Regions from separate parts of the Homo sapiens genome. Here region 1 is linked to region 2. The links are chromatin contacts, found by Hi-C or POLR2A ChIA-PET in ENCODE. All regions are on one chromosome and are shown on one strand. Each heading gives the region's core, a stretch centred on a gene start or an enhancer-like site at or near the end of the contact. The rest is flanking DNA. Distances are from core to core; before and after follow the strand shown.

Region 1 (2,700 bases), core at 198-2,697, 48 kb after region 2:
ATTTCTCCAAAAAGGAAATAATGTATGGTATGAAGATATTCATTGTAGTATTTTATGATAATGAAAAATCCTAAACATTCTGAGTACCCAAGGATAAGGATACAGATTAGCAAATTATGGTATATCCACTTAGAAGATTGTACATTCACTGAAAATGATCATTATAAAAATTAGGTGGCAAGTTGGAGAAAATGCCCATCAAAAAATACTAACCTAAAAAAAAGCAAGTTATGAAATTATATGAATGTTAACATTAAATGTATATTAAATATGTTTCTGTGGAACAAATAAGAAATCCTTATAATTGAAAATATTTGTATGACAGTCTCTATTTTAGCGACTTTGTATGGCAGTACCATAGTATTTAGAAAATTATTTTCTAATTTACAAGCAGTGAGCCCTGCTGGTTCCTCATCTTCAGCCTTCAGTCTTCACCTAGCATACGTCTTTTGCTCAGAAATGTAACTTCCAGTAACAAGCTGAAATTCCTGCTTCCCAGGAAAACCCACTGAAACCCAAACTCTCAGGGCAACATCTCCTCCTCCACTACAAGCCGTCTGCCTCTATGTCCATCCTACCTGAGGACAACTTGGACCGTTCAGAAACCAAAATGGATGGATTCCTGGAAGCTCCAACCCAACTAAGAAAGAAGCCAGACACCCCCAGCAGCAGATGGTTTAGTCTTACAGTTTTTATTTATTTTCTCTACACACCAGGAGAGGTTAGCTGATCAACTGGTGAGGAAGAGGGGGTGGGGGCTGGCCTTCTCTGCTTAAGAAAATGTCTGTTTGGCAGTGTGGCATTCACACGGGCGAAATGTCACATCTTTTATGCCACCGGTCCAGGGGAAGCCCTGCCAGGGGAGTTTTTATCAGTGTAATTAACACAAAGGCCCCCTTCTGTCTTAAAAACACAAGCCTTGGGGACACCGTAAGATGAACTGGCCATTGTTTCTGCACAGCACAAAAACTCCTTCCCCACTCCCACCCCTCCATCCCATTTATGGGGTTTCATTAAGGCCCACGGGTGTCCCTAACTTATTTATTTAGGAAACACTGTTATTGTCTTAATGTAAACAGAACTCAAGATCAGTTGACAGTTGGAATGGTCCAGCAAAAAGGTTTTCAAAGGCGCCTCCTTGGAAAGGGGTCTCTCCATTCAGCCCCCAGTTCCTGTATCATACTGCCAGCACTGTTCACAAAATAAACAAATGTTTGTTTTACAACATGGCAAAGGGGGCTCCCATTCAACGCTGGCCAGATATGAAAACAAACTTTCACATATAAGGGCTTTTGATACACATGACTTACTTGGATGACAAGGGGCTCGGCTGGGGAGTGCTTAAAGCTTATTAATATTGCACAAAAGACTTTTGTTTATCATTTCGCCGGACTGCCTGGGAATCACAAGACTCAAGCCGCCACCCGGCTGGTGTCCTCGCATTTCAGCAGCCGTAACGTGTGGAGATTGCGAAAGCACTGCTGGTTTGAAGCCAAAAACAACCTCTCCACAGACCCAGGTGAAAGAACTCCAAACTGCCGGCCTCTGAGAACCAGACTTGGAATTTATTAAGAGTAAAGGGCCAAGAGCTCCCCCTACGGGTAGAAAAAAAAATGGATGCCTTGAACCTGCCTGTTTGCAAGGGGGTAACTTCCAGAAAACGTGGAACCCACAGCCTGACATTTCTTCTAGGGACATTTCTTCTTCTATTCAAAAAGCCTGGGTCTCTGGAGAACAACTTTTCCTTTTTCTAGTTGACCAGCTCTATTCCCAGAACGTCTAACGAGACATTAGCACTCTAAAACACTCATGATCAAAAATCAGTCCTTTAAAAAATAATAATAATAATCAGTTATTTAGGCACTGGTTTGTTAAACTGGGAAGGGAATAGAGTAAATCAGATACGATCTCTGCCCTCTAGACTTACTCTGTCCAATACAGGAGTCACCAGCCACGAGTGGCTATTGGCCACTTAAAATGTGGCTAGTCCAAATTGGGATATTCTGTAAAAAAAAAAAAAAAAAAAAAAAAAAAAATGTATAAAATATCTCATTGATTTTTCACATTGACCACATGTTGAAATGATAGTATTTGGGATAAATTGGGGTAAATTAAATATATTAAAGTCAATTTCACCTTTTTTAATGTGGCTGCTAGAAAATTTTAAATTATGCATCATACACATTAGATCATATTTCTACTGGACAGTGCTGTCTAGACAGTTATATAATTATTAAGGCTTGTAAAAAATAGTGAAATCTTTAGCCCATGATATTAGTGATTTGTGCCAGCTGAGTTGATTTTTTTCTTAAGTACATTTATTCAATTCATTTACCAGAATCTCCTGAAAAAAGGGGAAAGTTAAAAAAAAAAAAATACACACACACTATGGCAGGCTTCCCTGCAAATTTTAGTTTGTTTTATTTAAATCTCAGCAAAATGGAAGTAAAGACTAGGGTTTGGGTTAAGGTCACATATGTTGAAAAAAAAAAAAAAGGTTTCAAAAGGAAATATGTATTTTATCTTTACAAACCCCTTCCTTCTGGCTATACTCTTTGTGTATTTAACTACAAGTAATTCCAAGAGGAAAAAATTCCTTCTACCAGAACCATCTTGCAAATTTGTTTTCAGGTCATTAGACAGAAGACATTTACTTTTTCCCTCCTCTCACAACTTCACCTACCTACTCAATCCCGGTTT
Region 2 (2,700 bases), core at 79-2,578:
TTCATACCCTCTCCCCATCACGCACATACACACACACACACACACACACACACATATACATATACACATGCTGCCCCTGCCCATTTCAGAGTGTCTCCTCCAGCTCCTCAGACCCCTATTCTGGGACATTCTGCACTCCCTTCCCACACCCTCCTCTATAAAATGCACTTTTTAAAATCTTAGCCTCCAGCCTGTATCACCTCTCCCCTCCATATTCACCCATCCCCCATTACCCCTCTTCAGCCTCTATCTTTTTGCAGCTTCCAAAGCTTTTGCATTTACAGCCTCACCCTAGGCACTATCTTTCACCCAACACCTTGTGTCCATTTCCGAAACCCTGTCTCTCCGCTCCCCTCCTTCCCACTCCTGCCCTATGCACATTTTCTCTCCTACACGAGTGCTAGCTCCTTTCCCACAGGTCAGCCAGACTCCCTCATTTGCTGCCCATCCCTAGTCCCCACTGTTTTCCTGATGATTTTTGTTCTCATCCCCTAGAACAGAGATGACCAGCCCCACACCCAATCTTCTCTGGGTCTCCCCTCCTCTGACATCCTCTCCCCTCCTCTGACATCACCAGTCTTTGGCTTTTATTTCTGCTACAATAGAAATATTTTTTCTCTGAGGCCATAGTCTTCTCCAACTTTCGTACTTATCTTTTGTTACCTATGCACTAGTTTCTTTTTTAAATATATTGAAGTGAATAGTTGATTTGAAGGAAAAAATATTAGATAAAAAATTGTTCAGGTAATAAGAGGATGAACCAAAAATTGTGGAGGTGGTCACAGAATAAATGATGGTATCAAATGCTGATGCAGCAGGAGGGGGTGGGCATGTCGAAAAGCAGAATATGTTAAATATTGTGAGAAAAGACCCTGGGGTAGAGATGAGCATGTGGCTACAGGCAGCAGTGGGATTCCAGCACGAGAAGGGTGGAAGGAAGGTTCAGGTAAGACAAAGATGTTTATCCTTTCTAGGTCAAAGCCCATGTTGAAAATCTAATGAAATCTAACAAGTCCTCATAGTAAAATGCCCAAACAAGCAAAAGTTTGCATTTATTTCTGGCACATGGAAGAATTCATGAAGCCTAAAGGGGATGACGTCCAGAGACCTCAGATAGAGAAACATGCTGGGTTTGGGTGCCAGTCCAAAAGGCTTCAATGCCAGAAAATGCAACAAAACTTGGGCTTCATCCAAGTGGCAAGGTGGTATGTGTTTTAGGATGCTCAACTTTGTGTACTTTATATTTTGTGTACACATCTCGTGCCCAGCCTTTAGCAAGACTTTCCGAAATTAATGTTTTGATTCCAGAAACTTCAGGCCAGCAACATTGGCTTGATGCCAGAAAAACCAGCCACTAACATATTTTGAAAATGATGTCGTAGATAGAGTACAGGAAATGATTATCACTGGGCAGATAAAAGGAAAACATCTTAAAAGAGAATATAAACTTTTTAACCTACTCTAGAGGCAACATGTAAAAACGTCTGTGCACCAGAGAAAGAAAATTCAGTGATATGTGTGAGGAGTGGTTTGCATGTGTGTGAGGTTAGAGAAAAAGCCACACGTGGATTGCAAATGTATTCGTTTTATCTACTGAGTGCTATTCTGCCAATCCTGAAACAAGAAGATTACCATTTTTGTGTTTTCAGTGTAATAGTATCAGGTAACACAGATTCATTGGTTGCTACATGCCAAGCACCTCATGTGCATTGTTTCATTTAAACCCCTCCTTTACCCTGTGAGGCAGACACTCATACAAATGAAGTGCTGAGGCCCAGAGAGCTTATGCAAAGAATGGCTAAGTCGCTGTTCTAGAACCTGAAGCTGGGATGAACTAGACCAAGATTAAACCAGGTGGCCTGACTCTGTCAGAGCCTTGCTTCTTAACACCATCCTGGATCCAACAATAGTTCTCTCTCCCCAAAACTGACATGGCTCAAAATCTGAATTCCCCTGTTGGCCCAGTTTCCAACCAGATCCACAAACTGTAATTGGATTATGCAGCTGGAATCTGAGAAACAGGAAAGTGCAAATGGCCAAAATAATGAGCACTCGTTAAACTCCTTGGAAAGAACAACACTGCTTCAAGGCAGTGCCTACAAGCAAGTTTTCCTTGAAGAAAATAACTAAAACGTAATCATTACTTTTAGAGATCTTGGTCGATTTCACCCACTGTCCATTCTTCTGCTTGTTTTCCCAGAGAAAATGCGTAGGTGCTCTCTTATTAAAAATAAACTTGCATCCCAGTCTACCCCAGAGCGAGATCAAATGGCTACCACAGGGAGTGATATGAAAATGGAGTCATTTCTCTGAAATTCCCAAGGGTGCTTTTTTGCTTTTAAGAGCAATGAAGTCACTTTCTGCTAGTAATTTATTATTTCCACCAGTTATTCAAATATTTGTCCACATGTTGAAAAATTAGTCCTTATTCAAACAAGTTTTTGCTTTTAAAGCAAAGGCATTCTAAATGTTCAGTAAAACTGGATTCTAGCAAAGGGATACATATAAAGTAATTAAAGGCACATGCTCACTTTCTTCTTAGATAAGCAAACTAAAAATACAAAAAAAAAATAAAAAAAGCCTACACCTTTCTTCAATAGACATTGGTTTCCCAGATTGCACTGGAGGCCTAAGCTCAAAAAATGAGGTTGGCTTCATCCAAACATCACCTGTCTTGCCATTTCCCTGGGCTTGCATGCT

What was found. A loop is a pair of places that touch in the nucleus more often than their neighbours do. ChIA-PET counts read pairs that join two places held with the same protein, here RNA polymerase II (POLR2A). Pooled maps may share reads with other maps.
Region 1: a loop to region 2 is called in a map of astrocyte of the cerebellum, with 2.9 times the contacts of the local background. The contact joins two enhancer-like sites. A Hi-C loop is called at or near these places in 3 of 168 maps with a recorded cell type or tissue (DLD1, astrocyte of the cerebellum and endothelial cell of hepatic sinusoid) and 1 of 50 pooled maps. POLR2A ChIA-PET finds 5 or more read pairs at or near these places in 3 of 52 experiments (HEK293, endothelial cell of umbilical vein and naive thymus-derived CD4-positive, alpha-beta T cell).

Annotation. Positions count from the first base shown.
Region 1 is chr2:67,845,049-67,847,748 of GRCh38, forward strand. No RefSeq gene overlaps it. Among named protein-coding and RNA genes, the nearest start is that of LINC01812, 21 kb to the left of the region's middle. Within about 2 kb of position 1,448, at least 13 of the 41 ENCODE cell types and tissues checked have a DNase peak (open chromatin) inside an H3K27ac peak, as active enhancers do.
Region 2 is chr2:67,796,669-67,799,368 of GRCh38, forward strand. The region is part of intron 2 of LINC01812 (long intergenic non-protein coding RNA 1812); the gene reads right to left. Among named protein-coding and RNA genes, the nearest start is that of LINC01812, 28 kb to the right of the region's middle. Within about 2 kb of position 1,329, at least 3 of the 41 ENCODE cell types and tissues checked have a DNase peak (open chromatin) inside an H3K27ac peak, as active enhancers do.